Linked DNA regions of Homo sapiens: region 2 is linked to region 1. Evidence: read pairs that join two places in POLR2A ChIA-PET (ENCODE). Cell type or tissue: MCF 10A. All regions are shown on one strand. Each heading gives the region's core, and the rest is flanking DNA. Links, peaks and the distances in the headings are about the cores only. Region 1 overlaps BCAR3 (BCAR3 adaptor protein, NSP family member). Region 2 overlaps FNBP1L (formin binding protein 1 like).

What was found. Peaks named below come from ENCODE experiments on the same cell type or tissue, not always from the same donor. Only the 100,000 strongest peaks of a DNase experiment are listed, where the experiment ranks them.
Region 2: POLR2A ChIA-PET joins it to region 1 with 6 read pairs; 4 of 35 experiments call an interaction of 5 or more read pairs at or near these places.

The regions. Positions count from the first base shown.
Region 1 is chr1:93,601,393-93,614,040 of GRCh38, reverse strand. All of the region lies in intron 3 of BCAR3 (BCAR3 adaptor protein, NSP family member), which reads left to right. Among named protein-coding and RNA genes, the nearest start is that of BCAR3-AS1, 16 kb to the right of the region's middle. RefSeq lists enhancers at 1-547, 3,782-4,345. In MCF 10A, for the core only: no CTCF peak of the experiment used is centred there; a DNase peak (open chromatin) is centred at 7,990.
Region 2 is chr1:93,546,407-93,559,054 of GRCh38, reverse strand. FNBP1L (formin binding protein 1 like) reads right to left here. Exons shown (of 17, transcript NM_001164473.3): 13 at 12,081-12,213; 14 at 11,614-11,708; 15 at 9,629-9,777; 16 at 7,950-8,108; 17 at 4,394-6,646. The coding sequence ends at 6,639. Among named protein-coding and RNA genes, the nearest start is that of TRC-GCA7-1, 36 kb to the right of the region's middle. RefSeq lists an enhancer at 5,513-6,041 and a silencer at 6,089-6,383. In MCF 10A, for the core only: no CTCF peak of the experiment used is centred there; a DNase peak (open chromatin) is centred at 6,224.

The DNA of each region.
Region 1 (12,648 bases), core at 6,701-9,200:
CTGGGCAGAAACAGCACAGCTGCTGTGGTGGGCTAGGGCTTTAACGTCCGAAGCCCCCTTTCTTTTAACCCTAAAGAAAGTGTGTGGTCCCCGGGACTGAAGACCGAAAGATGCCTAAGGAATGCAGTGCTTTCCACGCCCTCTCAGCAGCTCTGTGCTGCTTCTATCACCGCAAGTCTTTCATTGGAGTCAAGGTAGGTTTGGTTTGGAAATAAAGTACATCTGTCAATCTTTTGGGGGACCCTGAAAGCATGAGTTTCCTAAAGGGCAATAGATAAAAGTTTGCAGCTTGCTGATTGTGAAAACAGAGGTGCTTTCTTTGACTGATGGGTCTTCAAGAGCCCCTAGTGGTGTACCTCCCCTGGAAGCAGAACCCAGTGGCACAGAACAGGGCTCCTTGTCTGTTTTGGGCTGAAGCTGTTTTTCAGGACACTTTCAGTTCTCTGTAGGCTGAAATTTTATACTAAAGTAGCTCAATAGGACAGAGCTATTTTTCTTCTTTCTCTCTTTGTCTCTCTTCCTTCATTTCTAACGAACACAAGGTAGCTGAGCCCTTTTCTCTGTTTATCCTGCTGGTCCATTACTTATCAATAATGTACATAATGTACAGAAGCCACACAATATTTCCTTTCAAATTGCAGCCAGGTTTCAAAACATCTCAGGGTTCAGAACTGTTGTTGTCTTTACTGCTCACATTTTAACATTTGTTATAAGACACCGGTGCCAAGAGCTTTGTATAATATGTCAATACACTATTTTGATGAAAATATTCAGAGAACCTCCTTTGGCTAATTCAAGATGAGGCCTGTGTTCTATTTGCCTGCCTGTGACGCACTAGGAATTAAGATTAATATAGGCTTTCGTGGATCTTGGGGTTTGTCTGCCTTGGAAAAAGCCTGTCGGCCCCAGCCTGACTGCGGACCTCGTTTATTCCTGGGAAATTGGACTCTGAAAGCTCTCAAGGAATCCTTCCCACCCTGAAGCAGAGCTCCCTCTCCTGTGGGACTGGCTCATTCATTACCTTTGAAAAGGCTGCAGCAGGGTTATGATGTTCTGCTTCTTTCTTCTCAATACGCTTTTAAAAAAATCAGGAAAACTACCTGTTAGTGGGAGAAAACCTTTTTGTTTAAAAATATACAGAGTGGGAAAAGGGTGAGTTTCCATTGATTTTGCTCCCTGGTAGGAGTGTTCATTTTTGTCCCTTTGTCAAGAAATTTGACAGAGGATGAGTAATTAATCATTGGTTAGAAGCATTCCCTTCCTGACTTGAGCCCCTTTCTGTCCTGGAGCCCAGTGAAGTGATGCGAGATCCATGTGGTTTCTGGCCTAAATATGGATCGTTCAAGTGTGGGGCAGATGAAGTCATGCCATTAACAGTATTTTAAAGCTTCCAAGATAGACTAGGAGGTCCCAAAGGGTATGGTGCACTTCGGGGATTGGCAGTGGGTTTCACTCTAATAGAAGTCCTTCCACAAGCCAACTTCTGCTAATTCAGTGAAGTGCAACTCAGCATTGGGTGTATGAGGGAGTCAGCCTATAAATATCTGGGTCTGAGGGATGAGTTTCTGTTTGGGTACCTGTTGGTCTGCAGTTACGGCCCCAAGGCTACATAATATATAGAAAAGGCCACTTAATATATGGGGTAGTCGGGTCCAGCTGTCCTTCAGCTTGTGCACTCTCTATCTCTCCACCGTGGCCACTCTTGGTGGTTGACTGTGGTAGAAACACCCTTCTTTCCGCCTGGACTTCTACTCTATTCCCAGTTTGTCGAAGTCTTCATAGCACAGAGAGAAGGCCTGAGCTGCTCACTCACTGGAAACTGTAGCCCTCGGTCCCAACTTAGGGTTTACCAACTGCACCCTCAAGATGAGTCTCCCTGTTTTGTTTTGCTTAGCTAGTTACTTGGGAAAGAAATCTGCTTGTACTTAATCCCCCATCCTGCCAGTGGTGCCCCAGTTGATAATGCCGAGTCGCTTTATTGACTCCCACTTTAATTAGGGGTTCCAGATCTTGCTGCTCATAATTAGTTTCCGTTGCAATTAGAGTTTCAAAATTAAATTGGGATTGATTGCCTGATAGCAAAGAGGAAATAAAGCTCCAATTCTTGACCATGTATACTGCTTCTCTTGGCATGAATTTCTCATACCAAAAATAACACTGCGGTAGCCATGGTAACTTTCCATTTGGTCTAATCCATATCATCTCTGGAGAAAGTACGATGGTATTAATAGTGTTTGCTGTATGGGAACAAAACTAAAAATATAGAGGGTCCCTCCTTACATAGGAGAATGATTATACAGGTGTTTTTAGAGAGTAAGATCTTATTTGCAGCGGTCTTACAGAATTTAGGATGTATTTAGAGGCCTCATACGGACTTGTGTATAAAGACCTTGGAAAGGAATTAAATGGGAGGCCGAAAATGGAGAGAAGGATCAGGGATGTGCTGGCCCTCATAGAGTTGGGGCCAAATACAAGATGTTCCAGCCATGTTGAGGGTCATGACTTTAATATCCCGAAGGGGTTCACAGTAGACAGCCGTTACATAAAAGACTACTGGATCTTTTTTCTGGGGGAAAAAAGACGAAAGTGTTTTATTTAAGCCCAGTGGAAAGAAACTTGTAATGGAGATATTCCAGATCATAACATTAACAGACATATTCAAGTTCTAAAGTCCATGCGTGTTGAATGTAGAATGGGTGTTGAATGTAAAGTCCATGCATAAGCCCTCTGTTAGGTGGGGAGGGATTTGTGGGAGGTGTGGGGCAATAAATGAGATTTGAGGCATGGTTCCTGCCTTCAAAGACTTACCACAAGGATATTATTAGGTCATAATATCACTTCATTACATTTGCAAAAGACTTTCAAATGTATGAGTTCTTTCACATCTTGTCTCATTGGAGTCTCAAAACAAGCTCTCTATGCTATGAAGACTTCAACAACTTTGTCTCACTGGAGTCTGAAAATAAGCTCTGTGAGGTGAGCAGGGCAATAATTTACCCTTTCCGCAGAGGACACACCAAGGCTCAGAGAAACAGCCCGCCCAGAATCATTTCGTGGGGAACTAGGAATAGAAAGCAGATTTTCTGGGCTGAAGCCTAGTGCTCTTTCTTTTTTTTTTTTGAGACGTAGTTGCCCAGGCTGGAGTGCAATGGCGTGATCTCGGCTCACTACAACCTCCGCCTTCTCCTGTCTCAGCCTCCTGAGTAGCTGGGATTACAGGCACCCACCACCACACCTGGCTAATTTTTGGTATTTTTAGTAGAGACAGGGTTTCACCATGTTGGCCGTGCTGATCTTGAACTCATGACCTCAGGTGATCTGCCCACCTCGGCCTCCCAAAGTGCTGGGATTACAGGTGTGAGCCACCATGCCTGGCTGCTAGCGTTCTTTCTACTGTACTATATTAAGACAATTGACGCCTAAAATAAGATGATATTGTGTATGTTAATACTTTATTTTGCAGTTCAGTTGGGAGAGAACAGTGTGAGCCTTAGTTTTTAGGAAAGCTTCAGGGAGGATGTGGGACTGTTTTTGTTTTTGATGTTGTTGTTTGTTTGTTTTTAAGAACAGGTAACCCCTTTTAAATTTTTCTCCTTTTTTTAATAACTGGGGATTTGGATGGACAAAGAAAAGAATGGCATAGGGACGGCATTTCAGCCTGGGGGAGCAGCAGACCCAGTAGCTCAGAGATAGAAAAGCCACTGGCATTTGCAGGAGTGCAGAAGGCCAGGCCTGCTCAGAGCAGAAGGTTCACTGGGAAGGTTAGTGTGTGACATGGTCAGAGAAGTCACAGAGGATCTAGGAATAATCCCAGCAGCCAGGCCTCCTGTACCAGGGGTTAATAAGTATTTGAGGCACATTTCCCCATTGGCTTTCATCCCATTGCATCCTTAGTTCAGCTCAGCAGTCACCGGTTGTGGTACCTCGGATGTGTCGGTGCTGGGGACCCAGTGGGAGTTGTTGGTCCAGTGGGGATCTCTGCTGTAATACCATGCCTGGTGGGCATTCTGCAGACATTTAACTCTGGTTGAAGGAAACGATCGGTTATCACTGATTTGGTGTTGCTCTCTTTAGAGGGTGCTGTGGCTCCCTGGAGGCACATGCCTGGCATAGATGGGGCAGGAGTGGCGAGGATCAGGGATGGCCTCCTGCAGGGAGGCAGAGCCTTTGCTGAGTCTGGTGAATTAGTCGAAGTTATCCAGAGAAGGAGGAGAATTGGCCTTCTTCGTGGAGAGAGGAGCACGCACAAAGTGTAGAGACGTGGAGTACCCCGGTGTGGGCAGGCAGGGAGGCATCAGCCTGGAAGGGGAGCACAGGGAGTGGCCGCTGGCAGGCCCGCCCCCAGGTCCCTGGTGAGCTAGAGGAGGAACTTGGTAAAAAGCACAATGGGTCACATTTCTGGGGCTGGCACTGGAAACAAACCCCTACCTCTTCTGGCCCCTTGTGTCTCTGACTGTTAGTAACTTATTTATTTAGGTATTTTTGTGGACAGGGGACAAAGGAGCTGAAACTTGTCACTTTGTCAATGTTTGCGCCTGAGGAAGGTCAGGGGTGCCTGTGTCAGAGGAACCTAAGAGACGGGAATTACCTTGCAAGGGCGGAAAAGCCACCTTTCTGAAAGAGCGCAGATAGAGAGGTTGGGGTGTGGTGCCTGTGGATAGATGGAATCAGTAAGTCTCAGCTAACCAGGCCTTAAGTCTAGTGGCCATGGTCTTGTCAATGAGCAGCCACAGAAGGCAGGGATGTTAGACATGTGCTTTCCTAGACTTATATTCGACTGTCTTTGCAGCCAGGAAGTGCTATGTAGTATTGTTTCTTTTTTGTTTTCCTTTAAAGTCATTTCCCCTACCCTGAAAAAAATATCTGGAGCCTCTTGGAATCCATATTACAGCCTGAGGAGTCACATCTGCCCATCCTAGAGTGCCAGGCCCCTGGAACTTGGTTTCATGTGAAACTGTCTTTCTGTGGCGGTGCGTGTGTGTGGTGCAGCAGAGGCCCTGCTCATCTTCCCTGTGGCTGGTCATTTGGTCTGTCTGTTACGGTGACAGCTTGGGGACTGGTGACACATCCCAGCATTGACGATGGCCTGAGTTGCCTTTGTCAGTGGGGCAGATGCACCATCAGCACGAGCTGCGCAAGGTGGAAGAAGCCTTGCAGGAAATGTCTTTCCAAGTAACTCAGCCCCTCCTCGTGGCAGCTGCTAGTTGCTCACTTATCTCTCCAGCCCTCCAAAAAGAAAGGACAGTGTAGCTTTTTGAAAGAGGCTTAAATGCATTCCATTGGCATCTGGTTGGGTGGGATCTGGTTTCAATATCAGGGGAAAGACATGCTTGACAGAGCCTGTGTCCCAGGACCCGGTTCCCTAGCAGACCCTGGAGCTGGGATCCTGGCCAAGAACTTGTTTTTGTTGGAGAGACCTAAGTGGGAAGCAGAGACGGGATTGGGATCTTGGGAAAATTCTGTTAGTGGATTCAGCACCTCCAGGACTGCAGAGGGATGGGCCATGCTAAACACTGGGGAGGACGCTGGAGGCTTGGTGTGCTCCGACCACAAAGGTCTCCCCGCACAGCCTGCGCGAGAGGTCAGCAGTGCACGGGGGACCCAGGCCTGTTGCTGGGTTTAAAGATGTTGTCAGTGATAGCTTGGGGGCCTTTTAGCTGATGGGTATCTTGGGTATCCCCAGGAACAGCAGAGGAGACTCAGCCTGTCCTGGTTGGGAAGGAAAGGAGAGCCTCAGGAGGTTGGACACCATCTCTGGCCTCAGCTGTATTTCCAGTGTGTGTCCACAGTGCCAGGAGCTACTGTTGAAATCTGGCTCTGGCCATGAGAATCTTATGGCCTATTTTTCTGTCTAGCTCATGAAAGTGCTATGTTTCATGTCTTTTAGTTCTTGTGGAGAAGAACTCTCCCCAGTGTCTACTCTAGATATGTGTGTGCTTTTACAAAAATAGTTATGTAGAAAGGACTGATGAGTAAAATCTGGATTCTCAGTAAGATGAGATTTGAGGAACTATCCATCCAGCCTCTGACTCAGAAGCCATTGATTCATCGCCCTTCCCCAGCCTACCCCTAGCATGTGCACTGAGGGCCTACTAGGAGGGGGAAGACAGAGGTGAACATTCCGCCCGAAGGAGCTCTGCTGTGTCTGGTGGGCGGATGGAGATACAAGCAGCTTACGCTGTGCTTTGTGGTGGGTGCAAAGGCAGGAAGGATGCACAGCCTATTGTGAGATCCAGGGAGAGGTCTTTAACCCAGCCCTGGATCAGGGGACTTCCTGAAGGAGATAACACTGTAGGAGCCATAGGGACAAAAGGCACAGGAGAGGGAAAGAGCTTCCTATACGGGAGCTTGAGGCTGAAGCTGAGGAGTGGAAGGAGATGAGCCCATAGAGGTGGTTGGGGAACAGAGCATGCTGGGCCTTTTTTTTTTTAAGGGCAGTGGGGACCCAGCAAGTGGCTTGGATGCGGAGTGAGTGAGAGCTTGGGCGTTGGACTCTATGTGTGGGATGAGTTTGAGGAGCAGCAGCAGCATCCCCCTAACTCATGCCTGTGTCCTCCCTGGGCCCCTGAAGCCTCCCATCTGTCCTGCTTGTCCTAGTTCAGCTCACCCTAATTTTCCTCCCTCCACCTTCTCTTCAGGCCTTGTCCTTCTAACTCTCATAACGAGATCGTGTTTCCTCTTAGCTTAGAAACATGCTGTGGTCTTTCCCATGTTAAAAACCCTCCTCGTTTCCATGCTCATTCCTGGTCCCCATCTTCCTCCACCCCGAAGCTGGTTAACAGTCTTTTTAAAATTATTGATCTGGGGGTGCATGCACAGGTTTGTACATGGATATATTGCATAGCGGTGGGATTTGAGCTTCCAATGTACTCACCACCCAAATAATGAACATTGTACCAATGGGTAATTTGTCAGCCCCTCACTCCCTATCCCTCCGCCCCTCTTTTGGAGTCCCCAGTGTCTATTATGTCCCTCTGTATATCATACATGCATAAACTCTCACTTGTAAGTTAACACAGTCTTTACTCCCTCCCTTTCCATTGGCCACTCAGCCCCTTTTATGCCACCAGTGACCTGCACATTGCCAAGTGCAGCGGATGCTGTCCAATTCTGATATGATTGGAACTCTCTGCAGCACTTGACAATGTTGACCATTTCTTCCTGAAATCAGCTTTCTCAACCTCCAGGACACTGCATTCTGTTTGTTCTCCTGTGTCCTTCCTGTCCAGTCCTACTGTCTTCTTGGGTTTCTCTTTCTAGTCTGCCTCTGAAAAGCCTCCCCCAGCCCTCTTCTCATGCTGTATCCCATCTGTTTGGTGAAAGTTGGGATAGAATACCCCTCTATACTGAGGACTCCCAAGCCGTAGTTCTCCAGATAGGCTCTCCAGTCAACCTATGTCCATAGCACCTGGACCCCATGGCCCAGTAAGTGACTCCATCCAGAAGGCCCAGCAGACCTTAGTTCTACATCTTCTTCCACAAACCCACTATGCCCTCGTGCATTTTTATTGGATGTTGGTGGCTCAGTCATCTTTCTGGAATGCCCATGCCCCTTCCTCCTATTCATTTTCCACATGTAATTAATGAGTAGGTCTTCATGATATTACCTTCTAAACACCACTCTCACCTGTCTCTTTCTTTCTGTCCCTACCACCACCCTATTTTCTTGTGAGATGTAAACATTCTTGCTCACTGTTTAGCCCACAGGAATGCTGTATGAACTCATGAGATCTGAGTTGTATTGGGTTGAGTATCTTGTGTCTTTAAGTCCAGTTTCTGGTTCTCTGTTTCTCTGCATGACATGTAGGATGTTTGCTGTTTGCATTTTTTAAAATGCTTGTTAAATGAGATATGTGGGTATCTAGTGCTTTGAGCTCCTCTAGAAGGAATATACCTTTAAAGTGACCTGTGAGTTGTATATTGAAAGTGGTGCAGTTGATGTCTGGCCAAAACCCATCTTGTGATGAATCATTTTGTTTTACTGCAAGCCTGCTGCGTACTTAGCACTGACATGTGATGCGCTTTGTCCCAGAGCAGAGTTCTAAGATGGTAGTTAGTCATGGTACTATTTTGGAGAGAGAGAATTTGAAAGTCATTTGTTCTACACCCCACGCTGGAAGGCTGTCTGAATCTTTGGCTTTTCCTCCATGTGTTTGGCATATCTTGTTTTTCCTTCCAATTACATCTTTGGGTGTCTTTCAACTACGGTGCATTTTGTTCATTCAGTACTCTCCTTTTCCTAATTCATCTCATTCATTCAAGGTGAATTAGGAAATGAGAGTATTTGAATTAAGTTGATTTTGATTTGCTGACATTCTTATTGAAGAGCAAATAGGACATCTGGTTTGATGAATAGCTGTGTTCCAGATCATTCATAATTTGCATTAAGATGTTGAATTAACAAGATTGAATTACCAGTGGTGAGGATTTCTGGCTTGGATCTTCTAGCATTTTGAACTCTGATCAGCCGGTTTTCAAACTCTTTTATTAGGGTCTGCCTTAGCCAGGGCAGTCTTTGTTCTTTTCATTCTTTAAAGATGTTAAGAAAGCACTACTATTACTGAGTGTAATCTTGCTGCTGAACTCAGCGATTAATATTTCACTTGCATTGTTTCTTTTAACCCAAGTGCCAGCCCTGTGAAAGCAAGAGAGATATTATTCAAAGTCGCTCGAGGACATGGTTAAAGGGAGCAAAGTAGTTTAGACAGGGTTTTCACAGTAGGTTGGACTGGTGTTTAGCTTTTATCAAAGCCCTTCATTTCTCTAGTCCAATAATGATTAAGTGCACCCATTGACCTTCGGCCTTCCTCTGAAGTGTGGCACATCCGACTTCTCTCTAGGAGGAATGAGAATACAGGCCTGCCTCTTGGGGTGATTTGGATGTCTGGTCCTCTGTGGGCTGCTCCAGGAAGTCATCATCTAAATTTGATCTAGACGGAAGGTACCCGCCAGGGCTTTCAGCGTGGCAAGATGTTAACAAATGGCCTGTTGGAAATCTCATCGTGTTTCGGTTTATCTATTAACGAAAAGGTGAGACCCCCTTGGAGCTGAGCTTTGAGTGAGGCTGTAGGTAAATGATGTTTATCAAGGGGTAAGAAACATGATGGGCAAACTCACTGGGGTCAAGAAGGGATGGAGAGAGACGTTACAGTGCAATGAGTACATTGAGCAGTTTCACCAGTGAGTGGGTGATCTTAGTGAAGAAAAGAAGCCACATTTGTTGGCGTTGTATGTGCTACATTCTGTCAAGCTTAGAATTCTACCCGAAGTTTTCAGAACAAAATCAGTGAGAAATAATTTTCAGTCCCTTGGTGTTCTATCAAAATAAAACTGAGCTTCAAAAGCAACAGCTTCATGATCTGGCAGGATGGGAATGTGTGCAAGAGACCTTGCCCAGAGAATGACTGTGGATCAAAGGTAACAGGGGTTTAACATCAAAGAAGGCATGGGCACCTATCACAATGATTCTAATGTAATTAGTTTGTCATGTAGGATTAAGTTACTGCTGCCTGCTTACAGAGTGCTCTGCTCTAAGACTTCAGTCTGCACAAATTAAAATTAAATTAGTCTTTTTAGTTTGCACACATGGATAACAGAAATTTAATGGGAATTTCTCAGAACTTTGATAAGCAAGGGGTTCTACAGATATCCTCTTCATATTTACTATACATGATTTCTGAGCCTCTTTTGATAAGAGATTGATTAGGTTTGATAATGAATAAAAGGAAATCTCTTAGATTTGGGATCTCTAGGGGTTTTGATGGTATTTTCTTGTCTGCACTAGGGTCTGATTGCCCCTTGTATCCTCACTCATCTGTGAAAAGGAAAATCATATACAGTAGGAAAATGAAACATCTTAATTTAACAGCAAATTGCAAATCAGTTTTTAATGGCACTAAAACGACCATTTGGTCTACAGTGTGATAAATGATAGAGATCTAACTACAAAATGGAAAAATGGCATCAAAACCCATCTGCAGAATCTTTGCCGAAAGGGAGATTCTTTCTAGGATTTGGAAGAGATAAATTTATTTCATCAAGGTGCTTAAACGTTAACATCAAACTAATTGAAGTGTTTCAGAATGCTAAAACTTATTGAAATTTTTATGGAATCTCTGCTGCCAATTTCTTTGTCAGAAGGGACCAGAAACCCTCACTGACCCCAGATAAGATAGATGTTTATTGCTGCACATTCTCTTCAAATGCTTTGTCTCCTCAAAAAGGCTGTGACTGCTGCAGGGCATGGAGTCCTCCTTCCATCACAGCTGCGGCTGCCTCAGATCTAGCCAGAGAGGCAGAGTAGCACGGCAGGCATGCAGTAAGTCCTTGGGTTTCATTTAAGGCACGGTGTTCCAGTGACTATCAAACTCTTGATTGAAAATGGAGCCCCTGACTATTTCTGCAGAACTTTAGCCAAAAGGGTGAAGTGTGCATGGATTAGGAAGCTCTCTGCAAAGGCTGCTTCACTGAGCTTTAATGAGAGAATTTGAAGGAGCTGGCTCATAGCAAGGGGCCCAGTGAGGCCAGAGGTCCTCATCTGCCAAGGGTCCAACACCTAAAAGGCAGAGAAGTCTCAGGGACACACTCAGGGACCCTCCCTGCTGGCCTGTAGAGTGCCTCTTGAGTGAATAAGAGTAAGACACCCTTTCCTCAGGACACTTTATTGTCATATGTTGGGCAGCTGTTGTAATCAATATATAGATCCATGACAGCTGTGTACAAGTGGCACCTCCTTAGCTATGGTTCTGGCAACGTCCTGGACCGCTGGCCAGGCCACCATGTGCCCACTGGGCTGGGTCAGGCAAAGATGCCCAATTGCCCACGTTCACATTTGGTTTTGTTTACCCAACAGGGATATAAAATATGAATTTTTTTCTCTTTGAACTTTTTTATTTGTAAAGTTAATTATTTAAGTAAATGCTTTGGCTTTAATCACAGTTATTAGCATAAGAAACTATTTTTCTAGCCTAGCATCCCAGTGGGAAAAGTAGGATTGGTGAATTCAAACCTTTCTTCATTTATCTTTGGATTATAATAAAATAAACTATTTTTAAGTAAGCCACAAAACCAGCAAGTGTCAGTAAAAGGTGAAACAGAACCAATCTACTAATTATTTCATTGCAAGGCTTTAGGATCGCCACAAGTGCCATTCCTGTTCTTTCTGTTCTACTTTAGATGAAAACACCCAAGGGCTCGTACTAGAAGTAACTGGTCTTCAAACTTGTGGAGAACTGGATTTTTATTTTCAGCTTCGGGCAGGGTTTAGAGTGATGAAAGTAATTGGGGTTTATTCATTCTTTGGGTTCATGATCAATTTATGCAGGTTTTCAATTGTAAAAATACCAATTGGGTCTTTAAAAGTCCTTTATATACTTCAGAATTTGGTTGTAAACTTGGCTTGAAATTCAACGCAAGGCAGGGGTTCAAAAGGGCTGAGTTTCTGAATTCTCCAAAGAACTTCATTTCGGGTTGGATTTACTTGTAAGACGATGCCAGATGTAGCAGCCTTCTTCAGAGGAAGGGTTCAGACTGCTTTGTGTAGTGCTTTTGAAAGTGTGCTTTTTGGGGATTCAGTTTCTTTACATGTTTACAACATTATTGGGGGCAGTGATGATGCAGGTCTCAGGTCATCACAGGGATTCCCAGAGTTCAGTGGATTTGAGATGTGGATCTGTCTTTTTGGACCCCCAGCTTGGGCCACCTGGTACAGTTCACAGCCCAACCCCCGTGGGGTTTCCCACCCTGAGCTCATTGGAAGACACTGGCCTTGCTTAGAAATTAGACCAATGGCCGGGTGTGGTGGTGCAGACCTGTAGTCCTGGCTACCTGGGAGGCTGAGGCGGGAGGATCACTTGAGCTATGAATGCGCCACTGCACTCCAGCCTGGGAGACAGAGCAAGACCCTGTCTCAAAAAAAAAAATGAAAAAGAAATTAGACCAATGTTAACATCGAAGATCCAGAACTCCAGTCAGACTTATAATTTTATTTGTAATCAAAATTTCTGGATAGGATTTCTAGAAAATCCCAACCTGTGGAGTTGTTTGATACAATTTGATAAGAGGCCTGGACTGTTGTGGACTTCTCCCTCAAGCTAATAAACTGTTCCAAAACTGAAGAAAGGAGGCTTTTGTTTGAGAACCCTGATAGCATTCCGGGTGTTGGAGCCTGACACTCCCAACTAGGATAGAATAGCCCAGCAGCTTGCTAGCTTGCTCCTTCTCCAGCCTCCTCTCCCTTCTCCTCCCCACCTCCTCTTTTTATGCACACATTCCCTCCTTCTTCTTTTTCTTTATTCAACCAAGTTAATTGCCAGGCTTGATCATGGAATAAATGAATGACTAGAAAATCATCTCAGTTTTTAAAATTCAACAAAAAATTTCTCAACAACTAAGTGTCCAAGAAGACAGAATCTACATACAAGGACCTCTTAGTCTTGTGCAAACACAAAACTGTCTTGCACTCGCATGCTGGGCTGTGTCACCTGTGTATTTGTGGATATGTGAGCCACCTGGCGCTAATACATATACTTGTTAATAGTGAGATATATGCATACAAAGTGCTTGCCACCAAGCGACAGTATGCCTGCTTACTCACCCTGCATCTATAGAACCATTGAGTGCTACTCAAAATCCCAGGAACTGTTGACT
Region 2 (12,648 bases), core at 4,764-7,263, 53 kb after region 1:
ATCCAGAATATAATCTCATTTACAATAGTCACCAAAAAAAAAAACCAAAACAAAACTAGGACTGCTGAAACACTGCTGAAAGAAATCATAGATGACATAAACAAATGGAAAATCAATCAGTGTTCATGGGTTGGAAGAATCAATATCATTAAAATGTCTATATTGCCCAAAGCAATATATAGATTCAACACTATTCCTATGAAATTACCAATGTCACTTTTCACAAAATTAGAAAAAACTATTCTAAAATTCATATGGAACGAAAAAAGAGTTGGAATAGCTAAGGCAATCCTAAGCAAAAAGAATAAAGTGGAAGGTATCACATTACCTGACTTCAAACTATACTACAAGGCTACAGTAACCAAACCAGCATGGTACTGGTACAAAAATAGACACAATAGACCAATGGAACAGAGTAGGGACCCCTGAAATAAAGCTGCTGCACACCTACAACTTATCTTCAACAAAGTCAACAAAATAAATAATAGGGAAAGGATACCCTATTCAATAAATGGTGCTGGGAAAACTAACCATATGCAGAAGAATGAAGCTGGACCCCTACTTATCACAATATACAAAAATTAAGATGAACTAAAGACTTAACTGAAAGACCTCAAACTATAAAAAGCCTAGAAGAAAACCTAGAAAATACTCTTCTAGATATTGGCCTAAGCAAAGAATTTATGACTAAGTCCTCTAAAGCAAATGCAACAAGAACAAAAGTTGACAACTAAGACCCAACTAAACCAAAGAGTTTCTGCATAGCAAAAGAAACTATCAACAGATTAAACGGACAATCTACAGAATGGGAGCAAATATTTGCACACTACACATCTGACCAAGGACTAATATCCAGAATCTATAAGGAACTTAAATCAGCAAGAAAATAACTACATTAAAAAGTGGGCAACGGACAAGAACAGACACTTCTCAGAAGACATACTAGCAGCCAACAAACATGAAAAAATTATATCATTAGTCATCAGAGAGATGCAAATCAAAACCACAATATCAGCTCACACCAGTCAGAATGGCTACTGAAAAGTAAAAAAAAAAAAAAACAAAAAACTAAAATTACACCATTTGACCCAGCAATTGCATTACTGGGTATATACCCAAAGGAAAAGAAATCATTCTACCAAAAACACATCTGCACTCGTGTATTTATCACAGCACTATTCACAACAGCAAAGACACAGAATCAACCCAGGTGCCCATTAATGGTTGACTGGATAAAGAAAATGTGGTGGCTAGGCATGGTGGCTCACGCCTGTAATCCCAGCACTTTGGGAGGCCAAGGCGGGTGGCCTGAGGTCAGGAGTTCGAAACCGGCCTGGCCAACATGGTGAAACCCTGTCTCTACTAAAAATACAAAAATTAGCCGGGTGTGGTGGCGGGCACCTGTAATCCCAGCTACTCAGGAGGTGGAGGCAGGAGAATCACTTGAACCCAGGAGGCGGAGGTTGCAGTGAGCAGAGATCATGCCATTGCACTCCAGCCTGGGCGACAAGAGCAAAACTCCATCTCAAAAAAAAAAAAAGAAAATGTGGTACATACACACCATGGAACACTACACAACCATGGAAAAGAATGAAATCATATTCTTTGCAGTAACATGGATGCAGCTGGAGGCCATTGCCATAAGCAAATTAATACAGAAACAGAAAACCAACTACTACTGCATGTCCTCACTTATAAGTGGGAGCAAAACATTGGGTAAACATGTACATAAAGATGGAAACAATAGACACTGGGGATCCCAAAAGCGGGGAGTGAGAGAGGGGAGAAAGGCTTGAAAAAATACCTATTGGTTACTATGTTCACTACTTGGGCAAAAGGATCATTAGAAGTCCAAAGCTCAGCAGCACACAATATATCCATGTAATAAGCCTGAACACGTGCCCCTTGAATCTAAAATTGTAATGAAAACTATAACCATAACCTAGCAATTCTACTCCTCGGTACAATTTTAGAGAAACTCTGAAATCAGTAAACATGTACATAGATACACATAAGCAGTATATTTTTACTAGCAAAACTAGTAGCCCAAATGTCCATCGACAAGAGGATGGATAATTTGTGTATACTTTTATAATGGAATACTATACACAATAAAATTATGCATAAACAAGGATAAATCTTAAAAATGATGAGTGAAAAAGTCTCAAGATACAATGGAATATTTAAAATATTTGATAACTGGGATATTACTAAATTCATAAATATATAAATCAGTGTACAAATCAACAAGATAATTCATTTTATTTAAACTACATAAAACTTTATCAAGTGATATAAGTAGCACAAACCATTTATAAATCACTAATAATTTTCAAGTTGTTTGTTTAAACAAATGGGTTGGTATAATCTTTTGCTTGATATGGCTGTCACCAGGGAAATGATGCCCCTGTGATTTGACACAAGGAACTGCAAACTCTTCCAGTGACTTCCCCCATTCAACTGACCACTGTCATTAGTTTACTAACCACTGCCTGGCACCTGAAGAGAGGGAACAGGTAATGGATCGCCATCTCACCTCCTACCCTCATCAGACAGCACAGCACCATCTGGGTGCTGGCTATATGCCAAGAGCCAGTGGCAGGAGCTCTCAGCCATAGAAGAGAATGGAGAAAAGGGAGAAAGACGGAGTAAGATGGTTGGGGATTGCTCATCTTGGTTTGCCAGAATTGGAAGCTTGTAGTTTGTCTGTCTCACTCCACACTCAAGACAGTGCTTCCACTGTGCCCACCTGGTAATATTCTACTTGTTAAACTGGGTGATATATTTATCTTATAATGGTTCATAACATACATATACATATTATCCACAAGAAACTCCTCAGGATGGAGATTCTGGGTTTACCAAATCAGTTCGTCAAATGCTCCCATATCCCTAATAGTGCTGTCACAACTCACAGAAAACAAGTGAGAAATCTTGTCAAACTGAAATTGTGTTGAAAGCAAGACACTAATTATGTCTTAGAATTACCCCCATTTGTATCAAAAGAAATGAGGCTATTTTGACATGGCTTATTCTTAGGAACCTCAGTCAGTTGCCCAATACACTGTCCCCTAAAAGCTAACATCATCTAATACTTTCAAGGGTTGTTGTCCAACTTCTCAGAATTTACTCTTCAAAATGTGTGTTTGCCAATTCCCCAATCTTTTGGTGCATCTTATGTTTTCTGTAGTTTCCCTAATTCCTGACAGTGACTATACTCAGGAATACATTGATCCTAGGTATATAAGCTCATTGAAATAGGTTGTTTCTTAAGCTTTTTTTTTTTTTTTTTTTTACTTAAGCTAATACAAGTTGAGTATCCCAAATTCAAAACTCCAAAATCTGAAACTTTTTGAGCAATGACATGATGCTCAAAGGAAATGCTGACTGGAGAATTTTGGATTTGGGGATTAAGGATGCTCAACTGTTAAGTATGTAATGCAAATATCTAAAAAAAAAAAAATCGGAAATATTTCTGGTCCCCAGCATTTCAGATAAGGAATACTTAACCTGTACATTCTTCAAAATAAAACCCTTTTCAATGAGACTAGAGAGACTTTTCATTTGTTGTTATCAAGGACGTTATCTTCCCCTCGCAAATAGGAAGTGATTTCACTGATCTTAGTTTTGATAATAAAAGCTTTCTTCATTGTTTTGAGCTCTCCACCCCAAACCTCTGTCCATCTGAAGCTTTAACAATTGACACTATTTTCCTGCTATTTTCATTGTTTTGTGTGTTCCTACTTCCAAACTTGGCATTGATCCCTAAATTTTCATCTCAACAATCGTAACCTCTCATTGTTCAGCATCTACCCTGAATTTTATTCCCTTTTCTGAGTTTCTAAAAGTTTGCAGTCATAGTTTCACATTTGCATTTTTTAAAAGGTGAATCTTCTGAAATTAGACTTCCTGAAGTTACAGATAATGTGTCACTAATTATGGCAAATGTTCTTTCCATGCTTTGAAATGCCAGGAAGACTTGGGTGTTGTAACTGATTAGGAATCAAGCCGGAGCACAGGAAATGCTGTCCAGCGTGTAGTGGCTAGATTGGGCTATGAGGTACAGGGACAGTTCGTATGGTTGCAGTGGACAGATGGTGTAAAAGGAAAGTCTATGCAACACAGCTACTGGAGAAGAAAGATAAATCCAAATTATTGCATGCAATTTAAATTCACTCTAAAGAGACAGCAAACTTTTTTTTTCCTTTAGGAAAGCTTAGAGAAACCAAAATTAGAATACAATTTCCAAAACTGCTTTGCAAAAAACAAAAAAAACTTGTCCCACTTATGGAATTTGTCATCTACTCTGTATTATCTGAGACTTGGCACATTCAAGAACAAAATCATCACATCTCTGATTCACATAGCAATGAAAGATCACACACTAAACACCTTAACAGGCCATGAAAAGATTGTTTTATTCCATGTAAATATTCTCAACAGAGAACACTATCTTTAAATGAAGGATTTACCATTAAGAAATCAACATGTGCACAAAAAGAGTAAAAATTACCAAAAAATTAAAGATTTTTTGGGACAATTCACATGTTCAAAATTTAAGAATGATTTAAACTGTGCAAGTACAAATGTCTTTCCTATTATAATAACCCATATACAGGTTGCACTATTCCACATCAAGGAACTTGCCTCCTACGGAAGCAAATCCTGCTTTTAGAAAAACAAACAGTAGCTTGAAAAGAACAGTTAGTCCTTACAAGAAAGTCTTAAACTTTGCCCTCTGTGGCTGTTAGCCAAAAAACCATAAGCACTTCAGGCTTTGTACAGAAGACAAACACAGCCAGATCACATTTCCTCCTCATTGCTAACCTTTAAAATAAAAATAGCACTAGATTTTAAAACTACTTCATGTAGTCTGTCAGTACTGAATAATGTCACATTATATAAATAACCCTGTAACGAGATTCAATATCTAAACTTTATAGTTTACTAGCTGCAAAGGTAATACACTATATGTCAGCTGTGTAACAGTGGTGACTTGATCTTATGAAGGCAGTAACTTTCACACAATTGTCATTCAGCTTTAGTATAACGGGTAGTATGATTCAAATAACACTGGGAAAAAGTTATTAAAGCAGTCACACAGCTTCTAAAATATTGCTTAAAATTCAATAATACACAAACCATTTCACGTTCTTTCTCCCCTCAAAACAGTAAAGAACCAAATTAATGAAGATTCAGTGGTACAAATAACCCCCCACCTGCCCCATCTCCCTATTACAACACCACTAAGAAATTAGTTAAGATACATGTCATTAACAGAATCACAAATGCGAGGCAGGACACCATGAGCAACAGGAGCACTAACAACAATCATATTTACAAGTATAAACATACAGAAATTCCATTTTACAAGTAAAAGTGCACATAGATCATTACAAAGTTTCACTAAATTTTATCAGGTTCAAACAAAAGCATCACGTGGAAAGAGACTATCATTGTAATTATCAAACATGATCGTCATAACCCAAAATAAAAAGACAATTGGGGGAGGCCCATAAAACTTCTCATAAAACCACTGAGGAAATTAAAATGGACTTGGACATGTCTTTAGTTTGATGCATAAATTTGAAGATGCACCACTGTATATGGTAGAGCTCTAATAGCCACCTACCGAGGCTACATCGGCAGCTGCAGCGGTGCTGCAGAGTTAAAGCAGGTCGCACTGAGCTGACACATAAAGCCCTTTGTGGGATACTGTAGTGGTAGTGTTGGCAATCAACAGATTTAGGCACTCAAGTTTAAGGCAGCATTTGAATGGAAGCAGCTGACTTTTGACAATAGTCCTTTGTCTTGAGGTGGTGAATATCTTCTGTGTTTATTATGCCAGGATTTCAGTGCTGACTAGATTCTTCCCAGACTGAGGTGCTGAAGATGTATCACGTTTCAAAGAGTTCTTTCAACTGGGCTGTAGGCTACAGCAGAGATGTTTTCTTTTTCTTATCATAAATACTTCAGGTTCACAGCTACTTCTTCGTAATGCCAAAACTGGAATGTTTGCAGTGGGGAAGTTATAGCAGTGTGCACAAATACTAAGATGGAAACATTAGTGCTGGAGATGTTTGACAAAGTGATTTGCACTACAAATGTAAAACAAAACAAGGCTTTGACAAGAACAAGGGAATCTAAAGACATGCCTGAAAAATCTAGCTCAATCACGCTAGACATGCAACAGGATGTTAAGCAAGCACGGAGGTGGCGCAGGCAGACACTGACAGATGGCAAGGATCTGACAGATAGTGGGTCTAAAAGCCAATTAAAACAGAGCTGGGAGGGAAGACAATCCTGTTGGGACAGCTAATGTAAGACACATTTTTTGACAGCTCTGCATTCTTTATTGATTAGACAGCAATAAAATAAATAGAAAAATGGTACACTATTGTTGGCTTTTTCTTTTGTGGGAATAACTGTGAACTAGGAACTTAAGGGTTGGTATTATGATTTTTAAAAACAATGTATGGAAATGCTAATGAAGTTAGTAAAAAAAAAATCATGTCTGCATGCACTCATGCAACTTGCTTCTCTCACTCTCTTTGAGCCTGACAACTCTAATACCCTCCCCCAAAAGCAGCTGCATGTAACCTCCTTCAACATCTTGCCCATTTCCTCAGAAACCCTCTTCAGGAACCTGCAGTCCAGGAGGAAAAAGAAAAGAACAATTACTGAAGACCTTTGGTAAAACCAAAAGGGGTGTTCAGTTTAAAGTGCCTGTCCCAAATGTCTCTATCATTTTATAGTCAGCTACCGAAAACACCAGGAAAATTTAAAACATGGGCAAAATTAAAAACCAATCTTACTGCTTCTTCACACTTTACTTCCCCACACCACTGACTCAGGGTGTGGTCACACAACCAGCACTGCACAATCCTTGACTGCACAGTGTTTCCAACAACGCTTGCTGAAACTAATTGGAAAAATTTATCTATCCTAATAACTAATGATTCAGCGGAAATAACAAAATGCCCTAAAGGCGGTACACATATCTTCCTCTAACCCAGATAGTCAAAAAGTTTCTCCTTTAAAAATTAAAATTTGTCAACACTTCCCCTCCATTCAAGGTTTCCTCTATCTTCAAATGTGTATTTTTCTATGTAACTGTGTATTTTCCTATGTGTAACTGCTAAATGCTAAATAATCACTAAAGTGGTATTTCCCAAAAGATATTTTCAAGATGAAACATACAAAAGTATGAGATTAGTTTGGAAGGAAGCTTGTAAATTATTGAAAATTACCAGCTAACCTCAAAATATTTTGAGGTCTCAAACAAAATCTATTTTATTCACCTAAGAGCTAGACCAGGAGATTTATTTTGAAACTCTCTTTAAATCTACTTAAATAGATTATGTGCTACCTGCTCATTTTCTTCCTTTAGGAAACCAAAGTTAAGAATAGGTAAGAAAATGAAAATGATGTTATTATTTTACTAAATTATCCAACTACTATTTTTCTTCTTGGAAACTGTAGCTACAAATTCAAACTTCTAGAAGAAACCACTCTTTGGGGAGTCGGCTTTCCATAGCATTTCAGAGCAGTTTCACTATTCAAATTCACTAAAGTCACTGTGTTTTCTGAAGTAAAGGGGGCAGAGAGCATTACTATCCATGAATTCCTGCCCAATAAATCAAATTCTATTTGTAAGGCAGAAAAACACAAATCCTTCACACAGACTTAAGCGGGACATAAAGCAAAAGGCATCAATTAAGCTTCACACCAACGTTACTCAAACAGTAAAGTGCCACAAAATGTTTCTTGTGGTAATATTCACAAGATCAAGCCTACACTCAGCTCACATAGTGAACAATTAATCTTGGATGCCCTTTAAGTTTCCTTATTTTTTTCAACCTGTTGAATGTGTTTTCATTTTATGTTACTCTTCCTATGTCACACATGGCACAAAGGTGCCTGGTTAGTTTAGATATAAGTTACTGCACCTTTACTGTTTTTCTCTAGAGTTACATCTATGTATGACGTGGGAACGTAGCCTTCTTCACCGTTCTGTCTCCGAGCTCTTGTCCATCCGTCACCTTTGTCCTCCTCTATAATGTAGAGAACTTCACCTTCTTTCATTGCTAGAGTACCTTCATTATGTCCTAGATGAGAGTTTTCACAAGCATAATTTAAGCATTGTGATAATTTTTTTTAAAGTTACTAATACAATGCACAAAATACAATGAAACCCTACTAGATTTCAATGTACCTGGAACTACTGACTCTCACTAGCAACATCTCTATTGTGCTTTGTGGCTTACCCAGCACTTTCATATACATTCTCTCATTTGAGCTGCATAATAAGCCCGCAGGGCTGGATAACATCACCCCCATGTAACGGATGAAGTTAACTGAGTCACAGTGACATTACATGATTTGACAGGGTATTCTAATTCCTATGTCACTATTCCAACTCTTTTCCCAAATTTTAGTAGTCTATCTAAAAAAATTCAGCAGGTATGGATTAGGAAAACAGTAACCAGATAGCAAAAGAGCAGGAAGAAAGAAGGAAAAAAGAGAGTCTGAAGGGAGAACAGAGAAAAATACGGGTTTGACTCTAGAGATGGTAGAAACAGAATGGCCATACACAACTCTTTCACTCTCTATCCCCAACCACGCCCAACCTGCTTAGCAGTAACAATTTTCACAACTGAATCTTCATTTAACACGTGCCAAATTGCTTCCCTACTCTCTAGATTACATTATAGCAAGTTTGTTTTCTTTTGTTTTGTTTTAGAGATAGGGTCTTACTGCCCAGGTTGGATTCGAACTCCTGGGCTCAAGCAATCCTCTCACCGCAGCCTCCCAAGTGTCTGGGACTATAGGCACACATCACTGCACTTGGCTGCAAGGTCTTAAATTTAATATATTTTCTAATAAGAAGTAACTAGAGACTTTGCTCAATTTTAAACCAACACGAAGTGGGGAGAAAGACCTTAAATCAAGCACCATTTTACAACCGTTTATTTATGAAAGTGTCGCTCAGTTCTCCTGTTAGTTGAGGGAAAGTATTTTTCACAGTCCAGGATAAAGAGGAACTAAAAATCTGCAGGAGAAGGCCTCAGTGCCTTACTTCCCTTCCAGAGTTTGTTCTTCAACTTTCATAGAGTAAGAGATAACATAGTCAGTAGCTACTACATTCTCTCCCACTTTCATCTAAACAGGTGGCCTACGGACTCAGTATATGATGATGGCATTCAGCTAGCTATGCCTTGTACCTGTCTCTTAATGTTAGTAAGCTACAAGGAAGAGCATGAAGTGGCATCCGCCAGCATCCCGCTTCCTGGGTTGAGCTACATGTTCAAGCTGCCTCGACTTTGTTTAGGACATGTGCACAGTAAGGACTCTGGTGAAAATTCTGCACTGACCAAAATTGATAATTAATTAATAATCTGTATTAGGATGCTAGTAACGTGGGCAATTTCCTTTTAATTCCATGTACGGAAGAAAAATATCTACATTTGTAATACAGTTATAACAAAAGTATGCATACTAAAGAAATGGGATAATAATTTTCTGACAACATATATTACTTAAATAAGGATACTACAGTGAGTGACTTGATGTAAATACTTTTAAAGAACCAATTTTTTTACATACAATATTATTAAGAAAATCATACCATCAAAAGGGTAGATAGCTTTGCAGTGTCCAATAGCAGGCAAGGGATCATCATCCTCAAATTCATCATCAAACTCATTGTGGTGACCATGCTGCTGGGGTGGCCCACGGACTTCCTGGTTTGCATCATCAGTGTAACTTCCCTCAGGACTATAAAACAAAAAATTATCTCTGATCAAGTATCATAAACATGAGAATTCTATATATTATTTATAAATTGATCACCTCAGGATCAATTCCAAAAATTAAATATTAATGACACAGTTTCCACTTAAGCCCTATTTTTTTCAAATGTCAAGTATACAAATTACTTCTAATACAAAATGCTGCTTTGCTGAATTTCCTGAATTAAAAAAAAATTACAAGATTACAATATTCTAGGCACAAAGTATTATTCAGTAAATACACCTCACTATCACTCGGTCTAGACATAAAACAGAAAAACGTTCTAGACCCTTGTCTTCCATCATCCCAAATTTATCATCCTAAAATTCCTTAAGGGATCCATGCATATCCATGTTTAGTTCACACGCTTCAGGTGGATTGTTTCTATTCTGAATCTGGAGTGGCCCATCAGAGCAATCATCTATATAACCAGTTCACAAGAAGTCCTGTAACCTAATCAGATTTAAGAAATGCACAGAAACTTTTGCTTGGGACTCTTCGAAGAGAATTCACTCTGTCCCTTTTCTACTGGACTCGAAACCTGCAGGAATACTCGCCTAGAGCTTTGGAGCCTTAAAAGGAAGCCAACACAGTAGAAAGCACAGCTGTGAGGTGGAGAGAAATTGAGTCCTAGGGATAACATCTGAGCTCCTAGATCAAGCTCTCCCTGAAGTCAGCCAATGAAGTCCATTTTTAGTTTAAGCCAGCATGGGTAAAGTATTCATTCTGTCACTGAAAATTAAAAGATTCTCAACTAAAATAAAAAGTAAAGTAAATTTCCAACTAATCATGGTAACAGGGAAGTTGGTAACTTAAAAAAATCCAAAAAAGCAGGTAATACAAACACAATTTATTTTTCTTAAAATTTTTTAAATCAGAGAAAAATGTTAATAATTTTGCTGAAGAATCAAATGACTGAATTAGATTTAATAATGGAAAATTTTACAGAATTAGATTTTAACAGTACTTTCAGTAAGCCTGGAAGCCAGAGAAATAACACATGCCAAAGAAATTAGATCCTTTTAATCTGAGTTTTACCTAATAACAAAAACCAGTAATTTGTGGGTATCTCTTAACAGATTAAAGATATGTACTCTTTCAAGAAGTGATACTACTATTACCACTATTTACTACTAGGTGCTTTATGTGTATTATTTACTTTTTTACTAACAAACCTAAAGGGTGGATATTTTAACCTCCATTTTATATTTCAGGAAATTGAGACTTAGGGAGCATTAAAAATGAACTTGCTCAGATTACACTGTAATTAAGTAGAAAACTAAGAGTTGTTACTAGGCCTCTCACATTTTTCTCTAAGGTGAATCCTAATTTGTGGACTTTTAGTCTGGAAAAAAAGATATAATACATCAAGAAAGAAATGTCACAAGTGGTACAGAAACTTAGCAAAGTGTCTTTTGGAAGCTCTGGTCCAAACTAACAATACATTTTTTTTTCTTCACAAAACTCTGAGCTATTTGATAGTAAAATTTTTCTTTGGCATAAGCGACCCTAATTCCACTTGAACCTTAGGAAACCTTCCCATGCCCGAGGAGCCTAGGCCCTCAGACTGTAGCTCCAAGAATTTTCTATGTTCCTAGCTCTGTGTTTGGATGCATGACAAACTAGGATTGAATAGCAAGATGAACTTTCCTACTTCACCTGTAATTATCACTAAAGAAAATTACTTAGGTTCAAAAGACTGAGGTTACTAAAAGCTTAACTTGTTAAATTTGGAAGAAAAAAACGAATTGTATAAAGTTTAGGACAAAAGGGTGAGAAAACTCTGGGGAGAAGAAATACAAATAAAATACAAAAAATCACCTTTCTCGTCCCTGTGTTACAAGATGATTTATGTCACTGCTATGTCTTCTGTCTCCTCTCCCACCTGTTTTGCCTTCGACTTCAGAGAGCCAAGCCTTAGGAAAAAAAATAAGCAAACAACTGAGCTCAATAAATATGTTTAAAAGCTCATAAGATATCTACATTTAAAATGTGTTTAAGTTTTTATAATTATGTAATTCTTAGAGATGTGAAACCTTTATTCCAAACTGGTCAAAGGATCAACTTTATAGCTGATTCAAAAAAATAGTATAAATGTTTAATCTTATATAAAGGTCTAAATAAAAAACTTTAATGAGATTAAATAACACACATCACAATAATACTTTTAGATCATAAACCCTAACATTAAATATAAACATTTGAAGATAATTCTAACAAAAACCAATCTATCATAATGAAGTTTATAAAAATAATTTATCTTGACAAGTGCTGAATAACAAATCTACCTCATTCTTATGGATTTCCATTCGTAGGCGGTCAATGTTATTCATGGTCTCTGCTAATTTAGGCTGCAAACTCCCTGGATCCCCCATTTGTGGATTCTTCTCATATACATCTTTCATTTTGTTGAGTGCATCTCTAAAAAAGAGAAGGAACCCCAGAATTAAATATTAACTTCATATGCTTCCAGATAAAAGAGTTTTATTGGACTCTGGGGACTCGTACGCAGCTTAATCTTAAGTAGAGTCACATCTTTTTAAGTTTGTCTAACATGACCTGATTAAAGACAATTTGCATAAAGGTGATAACATATAGAGTTACTAATTTATGAAGACAATCAGAATACCAAAAGAGAACAGAGTTCATTTCTTACTTCCTGCTTTCTAAACAAGGAATTTTATTTATATGTACATATACACACACACACAAAATCAAGGGCTGGAAGAATATTCTTCAGCTCATCATGTCCCAAATCAAACTCATTATATTCCAACTCAGCCACACTATTCCACAGTGTTCCTTAGCTCATACATCATCATTGTCCTCCCACTCACCTCTGCTAGAAATAGGAAT